Linked DNA regions of Mus musculus: all the other regions are linked to region 1. A link is a loop called in an ENCODE intact Hi-C map of the cell type or tissue named here. Cell type or tissue: gastrocnemius. All regions are shown on one strand.

Region 1 (8,000 bases):
GAAGGGAGAGAGAGAAAGAGAGAAATAAAGGAAGCAAAGAGAAGAAAGAAAGAAAGAAAGAAAGAAAGAAAGAAAGAAAGAAAGAAAGAGAGAGAGAGAGAGAGAGAGAGAGAGAGAGAAAGAAAGAAAGAAAGAAAGAAAGAAAGAAAGAAAGAAAGAAGAAAGAAGGAAGGAAGGAAGGAAGGAAGGAAGGAAGGAAGGAAGGAAGGAAGGAAGAAGGAAATTAGCAAGCAGGCACCTTCTGGAGCTATTTAACTAGAACTTTCTATGCTAATGAGATAACGGGAGGAGAACTTTCTATGTAAACTTCTGCAAAGTAAAGAACTTGGTTTCTCAGCTGTAACTGATACATTTTAAGCACTCAGTGACTAGACGTGGCCAGTGTGCACCCAGCCCAACAGCAGGATCCCCCTCTGAAAGAAGTCTGGGTATGCCATATGAAAGTCTGGGTATTAAAATAGACTCCCAAGTTTTTCCAAACATGGACCGAAATGAGGAGTGTTTCTCAGAAGACTTCTGTGAAGCACACACACACACACGCACACACACATACCTGCACACACACACACACACACAAAGCCCATTTTGTGTCAGCTGGAGGGTGTGCCTTCCTCTTTCCATCACGTTCAAACCAATAATTAAACAGGTCCCTTACCCCAACACCTTGAGCAAATTCTCAAGAACACTCCCCTGTTCTGTCCTGGATTTAAGACAAGCTTTCCACAGACAGGACAGTTCCCAAGGACCCTGTGTCTGTTTCCCATGTCAGTTCCTTTTTCCAGTACGTTCACATGGAAATTCCCCTACATAAAGCCTACCTCTATCCCTGCAACCACATTCCCCGAAGCTGTCCCATAAGGCAACTTTCTCCATCTGCTTCTCTTTCTGCAGCCCAAGCCACACAGTAAGACTTCTAAGCTAGCAAGAAAATTGAAAACAAAGTGCAGGTCCAGCTCCAGAGAGACTTTATTTTCCACAAAGCAGAGATTCCAACGATCATTAGTCAAGACCTGAGCACCAATCACTGACTCATGCCCATTTTTATAGTATTTTATAGTTGGGTATTATTATAGTTTGCGTGTAAATAATGTAGGTAATTCATAGGTAAATCTGTGTAAATTCAACTCCCGATTGAAGTTTGAAGAGATTTGTGAGAACAATCCACTTCACCAATCTCAGATTCACCCTACAATGTCTGGCAAATAGATAAGCTTAGAATCCAAGGGAGACCAAATCTGTCAAGTGAAGTTTATTTGGTGGGGTAGGATAAAACTGGAGAAGAGCTGCTTCATTCGTCCAGAGTCTGATGGGCTGAAAAGAGTCTAGCAAGTTGATCTCTCTCAAACAACATCTTTATCCAAAGCTACACAGGGTCAGTGAGTGAAGGGCCCACCTCACAAGCATTCGGATCACACTGGACGATTGACATGGCTGCAACTTCCTGTGATGCCAACATGAGGGGCAGAAGTGGGCGGATCCTGAGGGCTTGATGGACAGCCAATCAACTTGAAGTTGAGGAACAGATTGAATGAGAAACCCTGCCTCAAAAACTAAGGTAGGGGAGGCAAGGAGACCGCTGAGATTTCCATCTGCTCTTGCCAAGGACTTGAGCTTAATTCCTCGCATCCATGAAGAGTCACAATCTCCTACAACTCCAACTTCAAGATACCAAGCGACGTCTTATGATATCTACACATGCACACCCACACACATACGCATGAGCATAAACTAAAACTGAAGTCTTTTTCAAAGTTAAAAAGTAATAATAATAATTTGGGAAGACATCCAGACATCAGTCTCTGGCCTCCGTGGGTGTCCACTTGGGCAAGCACCGGCTCATAGAACGCTTAGAACACAACAATGGCAGAGGGAGAGAGAGAGAGAGAGAGAGAGAGAGAGAGAGAGAGAGAGAGAGAGAGAGAGGGAGAGAGAGGGAGAGAGAGAGAGAGAGCCTGGGATCTCTTTTCTTTGATCTTCATGGTCAGGTTTACTCACTCAGCATCATTGTTCAAACCTGGACTGTTACCAGCCTAGGATTAAACATTGGCAAGTAGCTATCGGTGAACACCATCTGTAATTACCTCCTACAAGACCTGACTATTAACACATCACTTTTCTGAGAATCCTTAACTGTGTTTTGTTAGATACAGGTCACGGTTTTAAAAGGTACCTACACTTTACCCCTAGCGCGACAACAGATGGATTTGCTTTGCTCCTATGCCGGCTTGTTTGTGCAACAAGCACACACTTTTTTATGTTACCTGGCCAGCATCGGCTCCTCTCCATTGCTGGTTCAGTTCCAAAGTGAGCACAACTCCAAGTCTCAAGCCTTGTTCCTAAGGTTGAACTCAAGCCAGATGAACCACATGAGACAAAATAAGACAAAATGAAGCAGGCCTAAGCCAAAAAGATGACTAGACCTATCTCCAATGGCAACCTCAGGATAGGGTTTCCTGTTTCAGCCCAACTCAACATTTTATCTCTTTAAAAACAAAGAAAAGGGAACAGAGCATCACGAAGTCGTGTCTGAGACGGACAGAAGGCAAAAAGATTAACTTGTTAAAAATACAAAAGAAGAAACTGATCTTTGAAAAGGTTCAATTCTACTATGGCAAAATGGAAAATCAGGCTCCGTTGAAGCAGACTCCAGCAAACTATGAAATGAGCTACCTGTATTTGTAGGTTGGTTCAAGGGATCGTACTCTGTGTGTGTGTGTGTGTGTGTGTGTGTGTGTGTGTGTGTGTGTGTGTGTGTTGCCAATGGGTGCTCTTTCAGGGTACAGGAGCTGGGTAGCTACGACAGAGACCATGAAGTTCATAAAACCTGAAAGATTTAGTGTCTGGACCTGTCCAGGAAGTCTGCCGTCCTTTGGTTTAAAGTTACATTTTGCTGAAAACAGCAATTATCAAGTTCCTCAAAGGTCCTGTCTTGAACTCTTTCCTCCTATCTGGTGTGGAGTGGCGCCATCCACGCCTCGGTCAGGATGAGTCTCTGTCCCGTCACTCCTTGCTGTAAGTTCTGAGAACCATTGTTCCCTCGCCGACATTTGGTAAACATATCTTCAGAAACTTGAAAGGAGGTTAAGAACATCTCGGAGGTTGGATTTCAAATTCTGTGTTACTCTGACACTGGGATTCGGCTCGAGCTGGTAGCCGGAGCTGCGACGTGTGTGCCGAGGGCCTCCTCCTAGGGAGGCTGCAGCCTGGTACTTTGTAGCACAGTCGGAGGAGGGAACTGGAAAACCCAGGCGCGATCGCTTCTCCAAGTTTTCACCGTAAATAATCATTTTTTTTTTAATGTTCCAGTAACTTACCCACTAAGAAAGAAAAAGCAGATGATGACACACTGGGTGTGCTCCTACACGCTCATGTGTGGTGTTATACTGCCCTCTGCAGCTTCTAGCGGTTGAGCCGCCCTCTGGCACCTCGGTGACCTCTAGAGAAGTGTGCCTGTCCCACAGTGGAAGAAAAACTTCCCTAGCACGACAGGAAAAGAAAGGTTTAGACCAAAATGTTCCCTGTGGTCAGAGTCGTATCTCTGGCCCCAAACAGTGGCAGTGAATACTAGGAGGGGTCGATGTGCTGTGTCTTCTAGAAACACAACAGTGCCGCTTTAAAACGCATTTGCATTTTACAGTTCTGTAGAATGAGAATTCAACACAGTAATTGGGCCAGGGTGGGGAGGACACAAAAAGAAATAAGAAATTGGGTAAGACACCTCTGTCTGTTGTTTGTACCCAAATTTAACAGAACATGGATAAGACATAAGACCTCAGGATCCCAGGAAAGAAAAACACAGAAACGGGGAGGAAAAAAGGAAGAGAAGGCTGATTGATGGTAGCTGGAATCTAACGGTGTCTACTGAGAGACTTCATCGAGGTCAGATATTCGCTCCAGTGTGTCAGGAATCCAGACGAGGGATTATGAGATGGGGGTGGGGGGAGGGAAGTTGCACTCGATAAGAAAGAAGACCAAAACAGGCTTAGGACAGAAAGAGGACCAGAGGGGAGGGGCGGACATGGAGGAGGGCAGTAAGGGAGGTGAACAGATGAGTCTCATGACGCAGAGGGTGGACAATCCCTGTAAGAACGAGCATCTTTTTCCTGTATCGTTTCTGTAGCGTGTGAATGGTGCTTTGACAGGGTCACCAAGGACACAGAATGCCCTGTAGTTCTGAAGTGATCGAAGAATGAGTCAATAAGTCAACGCCAGTAGACACTCTCCCAATGCATTCCTTCACGACTGCACCAGACATGCGAGCTGTTACTGGACACTGTTTTGTTTTGTTTTTTTAATTGGATATTTTATTTATTTACATTTCAAATGATAGCCCCCTTCCCGGTTTCCCCTCTAAAAACCCCCTATCTCATCTCCCCCTACCCCTGCTTCTATGAGGGCGCTCCCCTACCCAGCCACCCACCCACTCCCGCCTACCCTCCCTAGAATTCCCCTACGTTGGGGCATCGAGCCTTCCCAGGACCAAGGGCTGCCCCTCAGTTACTGGACACTGTTAACAGCCCATCGCCGAGGGCTTTCTGGGCAGTGAGCTACCTAGAGTCATTTCTCAAGTCCTCCCCACACGCCTAAAAGTGGGGCTCTGCGCTCTGAACATGCATCCCTCAGCCTTTCCTGCCTGCGCCAGTAGAGGATTTTTGTGTGAATTCATTATTTCTTAATACACTGAGCAACAGCCTCTGTATATTATAATCCTTCCCATGTGTGAGGCTTGTGCTGGGTGTTTACAGATATTATTTTACAATAACCTTCAAAACTCATCTACCTCACATGTATTATGTACCCGAAAGCAATCTTAGACAGATTGAACATAAAATGTATACATATTGTTTTTCTTTGTTTTGTTTGTTTTGTTTTGTTGAGATAAGGTCTCTGCAACCCAAGTTGGTCTCAACTTTGTTATATAACTGAGGCTAACTTTGAAGCAGGACCCTGTTTCTACCTCACTGCTGCTTGTAGACTATCTCCTAGACTGCAAGCTGAAGAAACTAAATTATGAACCAAACACTTAAAAAAAATTGTCTTGCAACTTTATAACAGCTGATACACTCTAACAATGAGAATATTTTACTTCCATTCACACTCTGATTAGTTGTTTTCGTTCACTGATAATTTCGTTCACAGTATGAATAATTCAAAGTTTAAATGTTCAAGTTGGCCTCAAGGAACTGGAGTGTTAACTTAATCAGCCACTGCTGGCAAAATGTGTTCTTCATTAATGAGGCGGTTCAAGCACAGACTCATGGCTCCTTTAAGCATGATCCCCACGCGTGGGAGGGGAGTAAGCATGATTTTAGTACTTCTTAAGAGCTTATAAGGTGAAGCCTCATGGTGGTGGTAATGCATGCCTTTAATCCCAGCACTTGGGTGGCAGAGGTGGACTGCTGAGTTCAAGACCATCTTGAAGTACCCAGTAATTTCCAGGATAGCCAGGGATACACAGAGAAATCTTGTCTCAAAGTGGGAAAAAAAGTTTTACAAGATGAATTCAACTGCAAGCATTTTACAGTGCAATGTTGCCATCTGGTGGCCAGTGTGAAGTATCTCTATTTATCTAGAGACTTAACTATATTCTTTTTTTTTTTTAATTTTTTTATTAGGTATTTTCTTCATTTACATCTCAAATGCTATCCCGAAAGTCCCCCTACACCCTCCCCCCGCCCTGCTCCCCTACCCACACACTCCCACTTCTTGGCCCTGGCGTTCCCCTGTACTGGGGCATATAAAGTTTGCTAGACCAATGATGGCCAACTAGGCCACCTTCTGCTACATATGCAGCTAGAGACACAAGCTCTGGGGGTACTGGTTAGTTCATATTGTTGTCCCACCTATTGGGTTGCAGATCCCTTCAGCTCTTGGGTACTTTCTCTAGCTCCTCCATTGAGAGCCCTGTGTTCCATCCAATAGCTGACTACGAGCATCCACTTCTGTATTTGCCAAGCACTGGCAAAGCCTCACAGGAGACAGCTATATCAGGGTCCTTTCAGCAAAATCTTGCTGGCGTATGCAATAGTGTCTGCGTTTGGTCGCTGATTATGGGATGGACCCCAGGTGGGGCAGTCTCTCGTCTTAGCTCCAAACCTTGTCTCTGCAACTCCTTCCATGGATACTTTATTCCATATTCTAGGGAGGAATGAAGTATCCACGCGTTGGTCTTCCTTCTTGATTTACTTGTGTTTTGGAAGTTGTTTCTTGGGTATTCTAGGTTTCTGGACTAATATCCACTTATCAATGAGTGCATATCAAGTGACTTCTTTTGTGATTGGGTTAGATCTTTCCGTTAGTGCTATGCGCTCAACCCCTTAGCAGACACGAAGATTTGTAGGTGTGGACAGGATAGACTCTAGCATTCATGCATCTTTACTTCCGAAAATTTTACCCTTCGAAACATGCACGAGGGCAGGGAGACCCTGACCTGCCCCCTCTCAGAGACCTCCACCCTGAATTTCTGGCGGTGCTTCTGACACACTAAGAGGTCACCCTGTTCTCCCTGCTGCCTGTCCTCTTTGTCACCTCATTGCCAGTTCCACTTCGCTCCAACTGCTGTGGAGTTGCTCTTCTATCTGAGGTCTTAAAGAATAATAACAGCAGAACGTTTTACTATTCCATCAGATATCATTTGTATTTGATCAGGTGCCCACCCTATCACGATCCACATCTTCTCAGCAAGAATAATAAGGAAAGGAATTTTAAGCCCGTCGGTAACTTTCTTATCCTAGCTGCCTTTCAAGAACAGCAGATTGTTTTTTTCCAATGTTGGCGCTCCACTGCCACCTTCAGGAAGCTCGAGGTAAGGGCACTTCAGAAACCATTACCCTGCTAGGGTTACCTGGTAACAGGCAACTGAGGAGAGTGGCACTTAGCTTACTGATTTTCACTAAGTCCATGTTTTCTACGTAACTCAATCAAGATATGGGGATGAAAGCAACTAAGACCACATCTGTATTGTAGATACATGTATAATAATATCTAAAGCTTATAAAAGCTTTAGATGGCATACCTACATAATTCCTCTAAATGGTCATGGGAAGAACATACTCGTCCTACACCCTACACCGAGTGGAGCTGGCATTCACGTGGAGCTTTTGATGGGGGTGGGGTTCAGTGTATCGTGTCGCTGCTGATACATTTACACATTTTAAGAATTGCCTCCATAACTCCTATTTACTTTACAGGGGAAGAAACTGAGGTCTTTGGAGGTCACCTGGTTTATAGCCACACATCTAGCAAGGCCTTGTGACACCTGACTTCACAGTCAGTGATTCTTGGCACTGGGCTAATCCTCTCTTTCGAGTAAGTTAGCCGATAACAAGAAAGTACGATGCGGGGCGGTAAGCATTCTGACACCCTGAGTACGTCCAAGAAAAGCTGCTAGGCTTGGCGAATGGAGGTGGTTCCGAGTATAAAGATGCCGTGTTGAAACCTCGTGACCTGAGTTCAGGCCCTGAACCCCATAAGGCAGGGGAGAGAGCAACTTCTAAGAGCTGTGTTCTGAGCTACACAAACTTGCACAGAAGAAAAATAACTAAGTGGGGGAAAAAAGTATTTCAAAGTGCTGAGCTCTGAGAAATCAGGCATCAGTAAGAAAACTTTATTATTTTTTTTTTCTCATTACAGTATGTGCTGATAGGGAGGAGTTGTTTCGCGCTGAGCGCTCTGAGAGATGAAATTAAACTCTGCCTGATCTAAATAAATGTTTGATCTACTCATGTGATGATCTGTGGAGGGCATTCCAGAGAGAAATGAAGAGCTGGTGCAAAAACCCTGAGAGGAAAGGCATCTGGCTGCCTGAAGCACAGACATGACACTCGTGATAGGAAATAGAGAAATGGAGGAGGGAGCTCCAGGTACAAAACACAGAGGGCCAGCCCAGTAAGCCAGACTATAAGAGGGTGGGGGCGGGGTAAATGTTAGATGAGAAGAAAAGCCTTTAGAAGGTGTGAGGTCGGGGCTGGAGAGATGGCTCAGGCTGGAGAGGGGGAGGA
Region 2 (8,000 bases), 1.4 Mb before region 1:
TCTCCTGCCTCCATATTCAATCGATTGATTCTGAGTCCTTCTGTTTTTTCACAAGAATGATTTTTAGAATTATCGTATAATTACATCATTTTCTCTCTTCCCCTTTCTTTCTCCCATCTCCCTCTATGTTTTCCCTCCCACACTGCTCACTTTAAAATTCAGGGTCTTCCTTTCTTTAATTGTTGATATATATATATATATATATATATACATATATATATATATATATATATATACATACATGCACACACACACAAATATATGTGTGTATGTGTATATACATATATATAAGTGTAACACAAATGCTTATTTATATTCTAAGTGTAACACACATGCGTATGTATATGTGTGTGTGTTTCTTCATACACAATATAAACTGCTTAGTCTATATAATGGTACTTGTGTATATAGGGTTTCATGGCTGATCATTTGGTACTGAATCCAATTAATATATGCTTTTTCTTGAGTAAGGCTACTTTTTCCATTCTCAAACATTCCTTAATTGCTTGTAGTTCTGTATCTAGGCTTGCAGCTGTGTGAGCTTTCCCATTTTTTTCTTTTAAAGATTTATTTATTATATGTAAGTACACTGTAGCTGTCTTGAGATACCCCAGAAGAGGGCATCAGATCTCATTACAGATGGTTGTGAGCCACCATGTGGTTGCTGGGATTTGAACTCAAGACCTTTGGAAGAGCAGTCAGTGCTCTTAAATGCTGAGCCATCTCTCCAGCCTGGGCTTTCCCATTTTGATGTCTGTATATTTATTGTGTGAGCAAGAGGATGAAAATGTCCTTGTTCAGGTCGTGTTTAGGTGGCCATGTTGGTGAAACTTATGGTGTAGCTTCTGACCTTCCAAGGAGACACAATGTTACAGCAAATGCCATTTTCTTCTTGCTGTTGCAATCTTTCTGCACTCTCTTCTGCTCTGATCCCTAGCAGTAGTTGTAGTATAAATGTGTCAGTTTTCCTGGGGTCTACAACTATGCATTTTGATTGGCTTTGGTTTTCTGTAGTAGTCTTTGTCTTTAACAAAGGGAAGCTTTCTCATAGAGAGGTGACAGCTACACTTATCTGTGAGTATAAAGACACATCTTGAGAATGTAGTTAGAGAACATGCTGGAACAGTAAAGTGGTAGAGGCAGGTTTTCCTCCAAGAGCTATAACCTCAGGAGCCCTGGATAACTGGCTAAGTTTCCAGTACTAGGCACAGTTTCCATCTTGTTGAATGGGCCTGCAGTCCCATTAGACTGTTAGTTCCCACCAGGGACACATGCCTCTATTGCACTCTTTTTATTCATTTTTTTTTTAAGCCACAAAGTCTGGTTTGTGTTGTGCATAAATTTTTGGCCATGTAGCCTTCCACTGAACTCTGGTAGGCTTATCAGGGGTTATACTCTTAGAGAGAAATGGCTTCCTATCTTCTAGCAGCTAACAATTGCAAATACCTTCTTGGTAAAGGCTGGGGCTTGATGTCCATCTCTTCTTTCCATGTTGGGGTTTGGTCTAGCTTGAACTTGCACAGGTCTTGCACATGCCATCAAAACTGCGGTGAGTTCATATGCTGTGTTCAGAAAACACCAATTCCTCATAGTCACCCATCATCTCTAGTTACCTACACTATTTCCATCCCTCCTTCCACAGTTATCCTTGAGCCTTGAGAGAAGAGGATCGGGGACAGATGTTTCATTTAGTACTGAGAACTCCATAGTATTTTTGTTCTCTGAACTTAGGCACATTGTAGATTTCTGTGTTGATCATCGTATACTGCAAACAATGCTTCTCTGTTGTGGGTTGAGTGATAGATGATAAGTCACCGGGAGTCTCGTCACTGGTGATTTAGAAGAATGGTAGTAGGTTCTCCTGTGGCTTCTCTCATGTGGGTTGAATGATGGATAATAAGTCACTGGGAGTGCAATACAACACCCATTTAGAATAATGGGTAGGCTCTCCTATAGGGCCTGTGTCTGGTCTAGCCACAGACTCTTCATTGGGTAATGGTGCTATCTATGTATGGGTTTCATCTTGTGCAACAGGACTTAAATCCAATCAGAACGTGATTACTTCCATGATGTTTGGAGTTTTACTACAAAAGGGAGACTCAAAAATTATAAATAGATGCTGTGTTTATTGACTTAAATAAAATTATTTCACTTTTCTTTCTTTGATTTATATTTTGCTTCTTGGTTTCTTATTTTTAGTGATGGGAACAGAACCTTGAGAACTAAGATGAGTGAGTAATATGCCACCTAGATTCTAATGAGTGATTGATACACTATGACAAGTGTCACACCCCAGTCAATCATTGTTCCGAGTTATATAACCTTAAGCAGAGAAATCTTAGTTTGTGGTCAGACCGTCATCCTTGTCAATTTTGATATAGTAGATGTGACGGACAGTTCTGTTACTGTGCTATAAAATTTGGGAAGCAGGTATCTCACCTCACCTGCATCAGCTCATTTTATATTAAAGTGTAGGTGACAGGCACCTCCTCTGGCATAGGTGAAGAGGAATGTCAGTTACAGGCAGTTCCTCTGGCATAGGTCAGCAGGGATGTCAGTTACAGGCAGTTCCTCTGGCATAGGTCAACAGGGATGTCAGTTACAGGCAGTTCCTCTGGCATAGGTCAACAGGGATGTCAGTTACAATTACTTCTCTAGCATAGCTCACCATGAATGTTAGCCAGATGCACCTTCTCTGGCATAGGTGAGCACAATTTCCAGAATTAGAATTTTAAGACTTATCTCAGGTTTTATTTCTCCATTGACAAACCTGAAGGGTTAGGAAGCTTTTCAAATTTTTCTCACGGTCAAAACAGTGACACTTGTCCTCTACACAGCCATAGTTGCTCCCTGACCTTGAAATTAACTAAACAAAAAGGAGATGAAATAGTTTGAAAACTTGTTTAGATGAGTATGAATGCCTGGGTTGCTGTTGCTGGACAAGGAAATGGGATAGACAGATGATGAATCACATGACTCAAAAACACATGTAAGGAGATTTCACTCCATGCTACTGGAGAATGGAAGTGAACAGAGTCCATACAGGTACAAAAAAAATTATACAGTTAATGTGAAGAATGTACTTAGCTAATTCAGACAGATGCAGATATCCACGGCCAAACAGTGGATGGAGCTTGGGGACTCTTGTGGAAGAAACAGAAGCAGGATTTAAGCCTCTAAGGGGGTAGGAATTCCACAGGAAGACCAACAGAGTCAACTTACCTGGATCCTTGAGGCTCTCAGAGACTGAACCACCAACCAAAGAAATTGCAAGAGGTAGACGTAGGCCTCCTGCACATATGTAGCATGTGGGTCCTAATTAACTGTCCCAAAAGCTGTTGTCTGTACGAGGGTTATGTTCTTCTAGTTGTGCTGCCTTGTCTGGCCTCAGTAGGAGAGGATATGTCTAGCCTCATGGAGACTTAGTATGGGGGCATACCTAGGGAGACCCCCACCTCCTCAGTGGAGAAGGAGATGGGGGTGTGGATTATGGGAGCAGGTGACCACGAGGGGAACAGTGAGTGGCTTGTAAAGTGAATAAATAACAACAACAACAGCATCAGCAACAACAACAACATCAACAACCACATGAAATACTCTCTCAAGCATGCACATACATACAGAGACCAGATTTCCAGTTCTCAATTTCGCTGTTATGTAATAACAAGACCACCCAAAAGGTGGCACTAAAAAACAGTTATTATGTGACTCTTAGGAAAGTTTAGTGAGGGAGAAAAGCATTCGGATCAGTTGCTGGCCTTTTTTACTTCCTAATTTCAAAAACTTTAATTTGTCTTCTCAGCAAACTTTTAAACATTAAACAGCAGCTGTCCTAGACCCTAGCTTCTATTTCAACTCAACACAAAGCCTTGGAAATTAATTTGTGTATAGTTAGTGTGACAACTTCTAGCTTACATGACTAGTACATGTACATAATTTAAAAGATTCATCAGAAACCTCACCCATTACCAAATAGTACTAACAAAATTTTTATCTTGGATTTTGATAAAACAGATACTATTATCTGAATGCAAACGCATACCACTTTATGTCTCAGGATTATAGGAAATGCTAATAAAAATGTCTCATTGGACACATACATATTTATACTATGTTAGATCAATTTTATGTATTAACTGTATATATGTATATGTATGAAATTATAACTTCTGTGTAATTAAACTTGCCATCGTATAGGTACATTAAGAATGTGTCATGGCTGGTTGATATCCTTGGGAGGTCTCCCCTTTTCTGAAGAAAAAAGGGAGGGTGAGTAGATGGGGGAGGAGAGATAGAGGGTGACTTAATCAGGGTTTCTATTCTTGCACAAACATCACGACCAAGAAGCAAGTTGGGGAGGAAAGGGTTTATTCGGCTTACACTTCCATACTGCTGTTCATCACCAAGGGAAGTCAGGACTGGAACTCAAACAGGTCAGGAAGCAGGAGCTGATGCAGAGGCCATGGTGGGATGTTACTTACTGGCTTGCTTTCTTATAGAAGCCAAGATGACCAGCCCAGGGACGTCACCACCCACAATGGGCCCTCCCACCCTTGATCACTAATTGAGAAAATGCCTTACAGCTGGATCTCATGGAGGCATTTCCTCAAGGGAGGCTCCTTTCTTTGTGATAACTCCAGCTTGTGTCAAGTTGATACACAAAACCAGCCAGAACAGGGGGGAAAGTACTGGGAGGAGAGGAAGGAGGGGAAGCTGTGGTCAGGATATAAATAAAGTAAGTAAGTATAGAAAGAATATGTGCATTACACATGCATATACATGATTACACATGCGACTTCTTTCTTTCTTTCCCTCTTCACTTGGTTCTACTTTTTTCATTCAAATGGGAGGAGTCAATAAGCAAATACACAAAAATGTATATATTTCAGAATGTGATTAGTAGCTACAAATAACTTAAATACAAAAAAAAATAGAGACATAAACATTATCCTAGTTTTAAGGAAACCAGCAAACACACTCAGCAAATGAATTTTAGAAGCTATATAGTTTTGCTATGCTATCCCCAGTGACCATGGCATGGGAAGAAAGAAAGAAAAATGGGAACCATTCATGGAACATTCATATTTCTTATGAGAAGTGACATTACATAATCTTCCCCATCGCAGGTGGGTCACATAATGCATAGCAAGAGACAGAGTTCTTCCTGAATTTCTTAGCATCACTACATCACTATAAAGACACACACACACACACACACACACACACACACACACACACTCACTCACTCACTGCCCATAGCTAAAAATCACATAAGGAAATAAAAATTATGGTCCATGGTTCAACTTACATTTCTCCTTTCAGAACATTGGGAAGTCTCATTAGAAGCTTCTTTTCAATGAGTTACCATTTACTGATGACATACACGAACTAATAAAGATGTCCTAGATCAAATCTGATGTAACAAAGTAAAATTATTGCTAGCATCCAGAAAGCAATGAAAAGTGGGTAATTGTCATGGTCCGGTTTTCTTAGTTTCTTCAAGCAACTATAATAAACATACCATTAATGGATTATTTTATATATAAGAGAAATCTATTTCTGTAAGACAGAAAGTTGAAAATTAAGATGAAGATGTATTTCATGCCTAGTAAGGACTTGATGTCTTTTGACAAACATCCTGGAAGATGGACTTCTCCTGTACTTCATGTTCTATTGTGGGAGTATACACAAGACTGTTTCAGAGTGTGCTAGTAGGTCGTTGTTAGAGAGACTACTTAGAGGGGATAAAGGAAAGGAAAAAGATGTTGTAACTATATTGTAACTTCACAAAAGCAGCATTTGTAAGCAGGAGGAGGCTTGCTTTTCTTCCCTGTCATTTCTTCTCTGTGTGGAAGACTCCTTTGATGCCAGACTCTCAGCTGCCCTCACTACTGCACTTAGTCATACACAGCTGAAGTCACTGGGAAGGTTCATGTCATAGATAAGTTTGCAAAGACCATCTGGGCAAGAGGACCCGACATCATCTGCCTCTGCTAACCGCTGAAGATAAGTTCAGAAAGGATGATATCAAATGTCTGTCTTCTCCCACACATGATTGTTGCTGTTTTTTGTTACAAGTGTTAATGAGACCACGTTTCCATGCTGTGACATACCCTCCCTTTGACTCTATCCTAGTTGCAAAAGCCTGGCCGTTCTGTGGTTGCTTGCTCAGCATTTCTATCATTTCTAGCAGTCATGGATGCCGAGATTGTCAGCAAATGCAGTATATCATTTCAGACATCCTTGGTCTGCTTTACTTCACCCCTTTCCTTAAATTATTTCTGTTGGACTAGCTCAGGAATTGTCATATTAAGTGTTATAGCACAAAAAAAATTCCACAGCCGTAAGAGCATCTGTAGCTTTGTAGTGTTTCTAGTGGAGATCAGAGGTTGAGTCAATAGAAAGTTTATAGGAACCTGAGACTTGTTTGCTCATCAGCATTAATTCTTTACGCAACTCAAGGTCAATGGTCCTAGAGAATCTTGAAACTCTATAATGTCTAATCAATACGGATATTTCTGGTGTGTTTGTAATTAGAATGTTTTAACATATATTCAGTGTGTGTGTATGTGTAGGTGTGTGTACATTTGCATGCTTTTTATTCGTGTATGGGTGGTTTCATGTGATGTACCACATTTGCCAACAATCTCTACATTCAAGATTAATAGAGATAGTAGGTCACAGGTCAATCTCAGGTTCTATTCACCTTTCTTTTTCTTTTTCTCTTATTTCCTTCCTTCCTCCCTCCCTCCCTCCCTCACCCCCTCTCTTTCTTTCTTTCTTTCTTTCTTTCTTTCTTTCTTTCTTTCTTTCTTTCTTTCTTTCTTTCTTCCTTCCTTCCTTCCTTCCTTCCTTCCTTCCTTCCTTCCTTCCTTCCTTTTTTGAGACAAGCTCTTTCACTAGCCATAAGCTTGCCAATTAGGTGAGGCGGGCCAGTCAGTGAGTCCCAGAAATCTACCTGTTTCCTCCTCTACACTATCCCACAGCAGGGATCATAAGCATTCACCATCACTTCTATCTTTCTTGTTGACATTTTGTATTTATTGGATTTCATTTTTTCCTCATATATTTTGATCATATGCTTTCCTGCTTTCTTTTTGCCCAGCTCTCCCCGAATATTCCCCATCTTCCTTTTACCCAACTTCATATTCTCTACCCCTCGAAAAGAAACAAATAAAGGAAATAAGAAGAAAAATGCTGAACCAACCAAAAAATCACAAAAACCCATAGATCCATTTTATGTGAACCAGCTACTCCTGATCTTGGGGCTTCCCCTGGAGTGTGGCTGCCCTGGAATGACTCAGTGCAACTCTATTGAAGAATACTGATTTTCCCTTTCAGAGCCTGCATCAGTTGCAAATAGCTTCTTAGTTAGGGTTGAGATAGATCACCCCTAGGTTCTGTGATCTATCTAGTTTCAGGTTCTTGGCCATTTTGGCAGTGTCCGGTATAAGTTGCATCTCATGAAGTGGGCCTTAAGTCCACTAACAAAGTGTTGGTCACTCACATAACATTTGTGCCACTATTACACCAGTATATCCTACAGACAAGTGGCGATTGTAGGGGCTCATTTGGCCAATGAATCAACAGGATGTAACCCATTCCTGGTATTGGAATTTCTATTCATTAGCATAAGATAACTAGTCTGGTCATTGTTTTCTCCGTTATAGAAAAAGTCCGTTTAAATTACTTTCATATACGTATATAGCTTAGGAAGCTTCTATGGTAGTAGATTTTTATAGGATTTTATCTTTTATTATATAATATATTATATAATTATCAATTACACTTATATTAATTATATAATTATATAAATCATTTAATTATATGATATTAATTTATATTATTACTAAATAATTATATTTAATTATATATCATTATAAATAATTATAACTAAATAGTATAATTATATTAATTATAATATATAATAATTATGTAATTATAAAAAGATAATATATTATCTTTTACATCTATAGTCTTTTATTCTGTCTATATGGTGG
Region 3 (8,000 bases), 600 kb before region 1:
AATTATAAACAAGTTTATAAAATAATGTAGTAAATTTAATAAGTTATAAAAAACATTAGATATGTTTAGGACTTGTAAGGTGTCTTTCAAATGAGGGCTCAACACCCTCCTGAACTGAGGAAATATTAGTGTTCTACCAGACTCCATACTTCAAACAAGTCCTTGTGCCAACCTGTATGCTACACAGTAAGCTTCTTTCTACCTGCCAACCTGCAGTATGCCATGTCTTCATGAATTATTAAATAGTCTTGATGTGTTCAACTTGTTTTCTAGACTGTAATCTCAAGGTTACTTCTTATATTGGTGTTTTAAAATTATTAAATCATAAAAATTCAATATTCAGAAAAGTAGAACCAAACTTGATTATTCCAAAATCAATTACTTAAGTATAGTAGTGCTGTGTTTGGAAAAAAATACCTTTCCCTTTGTAACTTGACTTTAGAAAACCTTTTTTGATGTAAGCAAAGGTTGTATAAAGATGGGAAATTATGATTTCATTATCCAGAAAATTATGAGCAGTGCATGTGTGTGTGTGTATGTATGTGTGTGTTTCTTCACTTAGCGTGTTTAGTTGTCTATTTTTGTAGAGTGAAGCCTTATGAGCTTCCCTCTCCTTATGTTAGCATGCTTATTAGTGTTGCTAGCATATATATCAGTTCATGTTCAGACAGACATATTGGTCTTCATAGGTATAACTTCTGATATTTCTAGAAAGCACAGTGTCAAAGCCAACTTCTGATTCCTCTTCCCATACCCTAGCATGCTATTGTGATCAATTCCTCTTCCCAATACCCTAGCATATTATTGTGATCAATTAAGTAGCTCCTCAAGAATGATCAACTTTTCAAATACAACCTGAACAAGAAAAGCAAAGGAACTTTGATAAAAATATGTATCTAACTACATGACGTTTCTAAAGATGTAGCCCTTCCAGATCACTATTGCATGGAGAAAAAAATGCCAATTTTCTTAGAATGAACTCTATGAACTTATATCATCCATACAGCAAAACACCCCTTCAATCGATGAGCTTGGAATCCACCAGGGACCTTACTTCACATTGGTTAAACTTCGAGAGCTTCCTTCATTCAATGTGTTGTGATCATAACTATTTTCCCCCAAATGATTCCCCCTCCCTTTCCACCTTATTTGGCACCTCCTTGTTTACCATCAAGGCCAACTTGATACCCGAAAATTCTTGGATGTTCGGTCTTCCATTGGAGAGTGGTCAATTTGTCAGTGGGTTATACTTATAGAGAAAACTGGCCTAACCTTTCCCAGCAACTAAGAATTACCAATAGATCCTCTGTTGCCTTGAGCCTTTGGAAGAGGTAATGGATATATGTTCTCTTTACAGATGGACATTCTGAATTCTCTTTTCTTCTGTACTTTGACCATTGTGGGTCTCTGTCTTGATTTTCTTCTACTAGAATTAGGAGTTTCTCCATTGTTGATTCAATAATGCCTTAATCTACTATTATAATGATAGGTCATTAATAGTTGTTTTAATACTATATCCGCTACCATAATGTTAGTAGAGTCATGCCTTCTCTCCTTGTATTTTATTAAAATATATTATTTGTTTACAATTTTATTGTAAATTCCACAAATGTATGCAATACATTTTGATCACACAAAATTGTTTTGTTAATACAAAGTTGTTGTGCATAAAACCCAGTATGGCATAAAATCCATCTTCTTATAGTCTTTACTGTATAGTCTTTCTCTCTTACACAATGTTCATTGGGCCTCTGAGTGGGTATAGACATCCCAGTTATGAATAATCCTTTAACCATCATTTATTTTCAGCACTCTGGCCAGTTATGGGTCTTTGCTGCTAATCATTACCCACTGAAAATACATCACCTTATCCAAAGATGATGGCAGCACTAATCTCTGGGAATAAACATAATTATTTAGAATGATATTTGGAGGGGAAAATCATGTCCACTTAGCACAAAAACAACAGCAGTTTTGTTTTGTTTTGTTTTGTTTTTTCTACTATAGACTATAAGCTCTTTAGCTTAGATAGAAATTTCCCCAGCTGCCTTTATAGCATCCTTTGGTACTATGATGGGCTAGCCAAAGAGGAAGAAATTTCCAGCTCAGATCCAGCCTGTGTTCTCTATATCCTATGACAAATGCACGTGATGTCTAGAACAAGAGGGTGTTAGTATGTGTTTCCAGTGATCAGCCACAACAGTAGCCATTGCTGGTATTGTCCTGAGGTTCTCTGGGGCTTCCCCATGCAAAACTTATAAACTTATAGTTTCAATAGTAAACTATGGCTTCAAAACTTTGGACTCAAGAAAAAGCCACAAGAAAACCTGACCCTTGGTAAGCTAATTACAACGTAATATTAAAAAGCAATATACCCTATATGGTTAGATGAATCTGGTATGCAGCACAGCTTAACAAACACTTCCTAACACATAACAAGTGAGTCAAACTTCCTTTTTATCCTTTGAAGTTATGTTCAAAGATCCTCCTTGTCTAGAGTCTCATTTTCTTTCTTCCTGAAGAACTAGCAATCTTTTAGGACTAACCTTACATTTCATTTTGTTTATAAGTTCACATTCCATTGCTAAATTCTGTTTTCTAATCTACTTCCATAACTATGTCATACAGCAGTTTCATCATGATGGAAGCATAATTGAAGCAATTAATATGATTGGCTGAACACCTACAATATGTCAAGAACTCTTCCAAATGACCTATGTCCAGTGCTTCACTGAATTTTCACAATCACTCCATTTTAGTTGTTCACAGTTAACTCAGAGAACTTAAGTGTTATACCAGATTTACTCATTTAGCACATGGCCAACACAATTTTTCATCCAAATGCTTCCTGGGTCCAAATCTTTAAAAATAATTCTAGGACACCTTCATTCTAGTTGTTTGAATTCCGTTTCTTACCATATAATACTACATTTCTATATTTGGAAAACTTTCAGATTGTTTTAACTCCAGAATCTGCATTTTTCATGTTTTTGAAATAGCTTTTTGTAACCTTGAAGATGAGTCTTTTATATTTGCCAAAAGTGTTTGCAAACATCAAATATAACATGAGACAAAGCATTACTGTTCTGCACCTTTAATAGCAACCAGACATTTCCCCAGACTACCTTAAATGTTGAAGTTACAGAACTGGTCATGATTAATGTAATAAGCAGCCAAGATGGTTTACTTTATGATCTCTGCATGACATCTAGTGGTTGGAGTTGGAATATTTACGGAAATGATCTTGTGCCAGAAAGTCCATGTTAGTTGAGAGTCCTCAGTCTCAACATAAAAGGAAGAGTGACACACAGCTCTCTCACTTCTGAAGTCTGGAAAGAGGGAACTCTTGATCATTTATATTTCTCACTCCATGTGTCAGAGCACAGCAATCTGTCTTTGTGTTAAGCAATCGCTGCTCACTGGGGCTTGTGAAACTTTATTTGCCTGTAGTTAGTACTCACTTCTGATGGCTGTGACTCTGGTAATCATTATCACATGCAAAAATGAACAAATCCTTTTGGTTCTGTTTCTTCGACTCTGTGCCACAACAAACCCTCTGTGGCTACAAAGAAGCTTTATATAACCTGCATGCACACAATAACATCACTGGCTTTATTGTTTTAGATTTTTAAAAAAGTGTTATGTACATCTGTTTTGATCTTTCTAAAATGTTATAAACAAGCAATTTCTAGATTTTGAGTCATAAGCATGCCCTTTGTTTTTCATCCTCTGATATAAGATTTGGAAAGAGCTTCCAGTAACTTTGAGTCAGCTTACATGACTGACAATACAAAGTGGCACATGACATGCTTGTGTCCAAGTGATTGGCACACCAGAGCTGGGAGAAGCAGGCAAGGACCTGAAGTCCAACAGTCAAAGACAAGGTCCCAGAGAATGAGTGACTGGAAACAAGCTGTTGCCCTTGAACCTGTGTTCCTACAGAGGGATCTGAGGCTGCCCATCACACCATCTTCTAGTTCCTTCGTCCATAAAACAGAATGTCATTTACCTCAGTTTCATGTGATGAAAACCACCCTAGCATGTGTAAAATTAAGAGTCATTCTAATTAGAAATAGAGAAAGAAGTATTCAGATCAAAAACTGTCCCTGGGTATTCACAAATGGATGCAGGCCAACAGAGAAAATACGTGACAACCAGAGCAGAGAAAATACGTCACAACATGCCGCAGAGAATCTGAAAAGCACTCATAGGTGTTTTCTGTGAAGTCTGGAAATTATCATAAACACTACTTTTTAGAATTTTTCCATCAGAGTTTTTATCTAGAGTTTTGAAAACATTGTTTATGTAATATGTGTGACCTAGTGAATATATATATATATATATATATATATATATATATATATATATATATATATATATGTATATACACACTATCTGTTTGCAGGAGTCTTTGAGGGGAGAGGGGAACCTTGGATCCTCTAGAGTCAGAGTTGGCATAGGTGCTAGGTACCAAATCCAACTGGGTCCTCTGCAGGCGTTTAAGTGCTCATAAGTTCTGAGCCATCTCTCCAGTCCCCTAACTGAGCTTGGAAGTTCATGTGATTTATTATCCTTATTTTCTTTGTGATTGTATGTGGAGCACATGCCTTAACACACACGAAGAGGTCAGAGGACAGCTTGTTGAGTTGGGTCTCTCTTCTTCCCACCCTGTGAGCCCCTGGCATCAAAGTCAAGTTATCAGTCTTGGCAGCAAGAACCATCTCACTATGCCTAAACACCATCTTTTAATGTTCTGTTATTCCTAAATATTCTTTTTTACTGTGACATAAGCAAAATTATGCATTATGTTTCTCAAATTCAGGGTTTTTTTCACTATAAACAAAAACCAACACTATGATAGTACTAGAAACATGTTAACTTTGCAATGGGAAACATATATACAATAATTATTTAGTACTTCAAAGTCTATTGCTAGAGATTATGGTATCAGCAAACATGAAATTCACCTCTGGGATAAAGAGTAAAAGAAGCAATCCCTCTGCAGAGGCTCAAAGAAGACTTTTGTTGAAGAGGTGAGTTTCCCATGCATGGTCTTTGAAGTGGGTTCTTGTTAAATCTAGGGACCTCGTGATGAATGAACTAGAAGAGAGACTGCTGACAGATCAGAATACTACAGTGGTGGTTTTGTCCTTTGGTTTGAGAAAGTTGATGATTATTAAGCTCCCTGCCTAACAGGCTTTGTTCCTAACCCAAGATTCTCCACCCTAAAGAGACAAATAGTAAAGGCATTTGAGGTTGCCACTTAAATAGACTCTCTCCTAGCCTTCCATGTGTGGTGCTTTTTTTTTTTTTTACCCCGATAATGTATATTTTAGTCACTGAAATTACTTATGGGAATGGATCTGGTGTTTCTGCAGGTTTGAACATAAAAGAATAGACAGGCAAACAGATGGAATCACATATGGGTGTTCATGGATCCGATTCAGGAGGGCTCAACTTTTGCCTTCTTGGGATTATTTAGTTTTAAAAGGCAGTCTCTGCCTGCCTCTCTGTTATTTATCAGCATGAGATAGCTGACCGATTTAAGTGCTGATCTTAAGCAAGGTTGGCACGTCCACCCTTGATATTTAACAGACCTGAACTGAACAAAGCACACACAGTTTGACTCATTTTAAATACTTGGTCACTTTTTAACTCCATGTAAACTCTTTGGTTAAACCTTATTTCAAACGGTGAAATAATCATAGCCTTCATGCGCTGTCTGGTTTAGGACAGGTTTTTTTTTTCCCCTGATGGGATGGAGTGATGGCTTTGTGGTTAAGAACTCTGGCTACTCTTCCAGATGACTTCAGTTCAATCCCTAGCACCTACAAGTTAATAAACAACTATCCGTAACTCCAGTCTCAGATGATCCAGTGTCCTCTTCTTGCCTTCAGAGGCACATATGTAGGCTAAACGCACATCACTCACAAATAAATAAATAAATAAATAAATAAATAAATAAATAAAATCTTGAAAAGCATACAGATTACTCTAAGAGTGAAACACATCTGCGATTAATGAATTATCCACTTAGTTGAAATGTGTAATGTAATCTTAAATTTAAGCTAATTATGCAATTATAGAATGTGGACTTGGTCTCTATGCTTCTTGAAAATTTTATCACTTCTTCCTTTCTTTGATTGCTACTTTGTAAAAACTCTTCATTCTCTTCAGTAGCTAGGAAGAGATTTGTAAGCATCCAGTAGCAGCTAACTGCGAGCAATGCCATCAACCTTTGTAGCTTCCTAATCTTTAAAATTAGCTGTCGCTGGGCGGTGGTGGCGCACTCCTTTAATCCCAGCAGTTGGGAGGCAGAGGCAGGTGGATTTCTGAGTTCGAGGCCAGCCTGGTCTACAGAGTGAGTTCCAGGACAGCCAGGGCTACAGAGAAACCCTGTCTCAAAAAAAGAAAAAAAAATTAGCTGTCATAAATTGTTAGTCATACCAGCCAAGCAAAATGTTTTTGTTATCCTCTTTGCTTATTCTCTGTTTCTTGATACTGTATCTTATAAAGTTTACTTTAGTATCTGCTCCATTTCTCTACTATGTTAACCATAAAACCTTTATTTAAAATATGTTATATAGTAAAGTTTAAATCTCTAGCATTTTAATAATGAGTAAATTTTGATAACACTGAAACTAGAGTTTCATGAAAACTATTATTTCATAAAAGCCAAATTACACACATCCCAATGTGTTGCACACACTGATGAGAAGAGTGCCCTGAACTAGTGTATACCTTTAGCATGTTTGACATTGAGGACTTGATCTTGGACATGATGAGCTATCATTAGCTGTATGAGGAGGAGGAACTGTAGAGACTGCTTGGCAGTTAAGAATGCACTGTGCTTTCAGAGGATTTGGGTTTGGTTCCCAGCACCCAAGTCAAGAAGCTCACAACTGCCTATAAGTCATGTTCCAGGAAATCCTTTACCATCGTCTGCCTTTAATGGGTGCTGCATTCACATACCCAACTTACTCCCACAAACATGTAAATACACATAATTAAAACAAAGTCTCTAAAAATATCTAGTGATGTCTATACGAAGTGGAGAAAGGAAACTCTTCTGTGTATCAAAGCGCATCTTGTGCTGTGGGGGAACTCCGTGTATTAGGTTCCCAGGAGTTACTCTGAATATCTACACATGATGTGTTCAGGCCTGCTAAATAAAACTTCCAACAAGCCAAGCATTAAAAGGTTCAATATTGGTGCCCATGTTTCCAGAATATTAAATATTCAAGGATTAAGATATAACATGAACTCTCTACACTACAGGTTCAATTTCTACTGCACATGTATGAAGCCCCAACCACACAAGTACAGCTCCATCTTATCCAATGAGGTAGCAAAAAAGATCCACATTTAATGGCCTATGCCACCCTTTTCTTAGACTTGACTGACCTTAGGAGCCCATAGTATGGAGACCAGTGGCTTCTTTTCATTTCCCTGGCTCCCTACATCTCTTCTGCATAAGCCACTCTTAAGTAAGTCACAGGCTAATGTATGTGAAGAATGAAGTATACACTTATAAGTAGGGGACACTGACAAGACAGGGTCATATTTCCTTCCAATTCATGATTTGAAAGATTATCTGAGACCTCTCAACAAATATTCTTTGAAGCAGACCATTAGAATGCAGCCTATCTGTACCTCTTCTTTGAGTTTGTTTGTTTGCTTGGTTTAAGGTAATATTTTTGGTCAAATCTATTTTAGAGTAACATAAGCCAGTATGTTGTACCCCTGAGAAATATGTCAGTTTCATTAAAAAAAAAACATATATATGGCTTGCTTTATCCTTGCCCAGAAACTCACAATATACTCAGGGTCTCTAAAAATCAGCAGTCAAATCAAAGCTCCAAACATTGGAGTCTTTCTTTCACTTTTTTTGAAATCCCCCTTACTAATTAATTAAAGCTACTGGGAAAATTCCATTTTTCTTTTGTTCACATGTGGAGATGGAAGAGGAGGATGACCAGCAAACTATATTTCTTCAGAGT

Evidence for each region. Hi-C counts contacts between places; a loop is a spot of excess contacts. Peaks named below come from ENCODE experiments on the same cell type or tissue, not always from the same donor. Only the 100,000 strongest peaks of a DNase experiment are listed, where the experiment ranks them.
Region 2: it touches region 1 in a loop (4-fold over the local background); 38 of 42 quality-filtered maps call a loop at or near these places.
Region 3: a loop joins it to region 1, with 8 times the contacts of the local background. A loop is called at or near these places in 18 of 42 quality-filtered maps.

The regions. Positions count from the first base shown.
Region 1 is chr16:87,243,313-87,251,312 of GRCm38, forward strand. Gm41484 (a long non-coding RNA gene) reads right to left here and starts at 3,381. Exons shown (of 3, transcript XR_876207.2): 1 at 2,262-3,381. In gastrocnemius, CTCF peaks have their summits at 3,402 (motif pointing left), 5,542 (motif pointing left) and 6,798 (motif pointing left); DNase peaks (open chromatin) are centred at 1,503, 2,274, 3,388, 5,532 and 1 more place; H3K4me3 peaks cover 693 bases; H3K27ac peaks cover 1,519 bases.
Region 2 is chr16:85,816,604-85,824,603 of GRCm38, forward strand. 4930556C24Rik (RIKEN cDNA 4930556C24 gene) reads left to right here and starts at 2,608. Exons shown (of 4, transcript NR_040506.1): 1 at 2,608-2,704. In gastrocnemius, a CTCF peak has its summit at 3,671 (motif pointing right); no DNase peak of the experiment used is centred here.
Region 3 is chr16:86,641,814-86,649,813 of GRCm38, forward strand. No RefSeq gene overlaps it. Among named protein-coding and RNA genes, the nearest start is that of Gm32461, 160 kb to the right of the region's middle. In gastrocnemius, a CTCF peak has its summit at 3,217; no DNase peak of the experiment used is centred here; H3K27ac peaks cover 708 bases.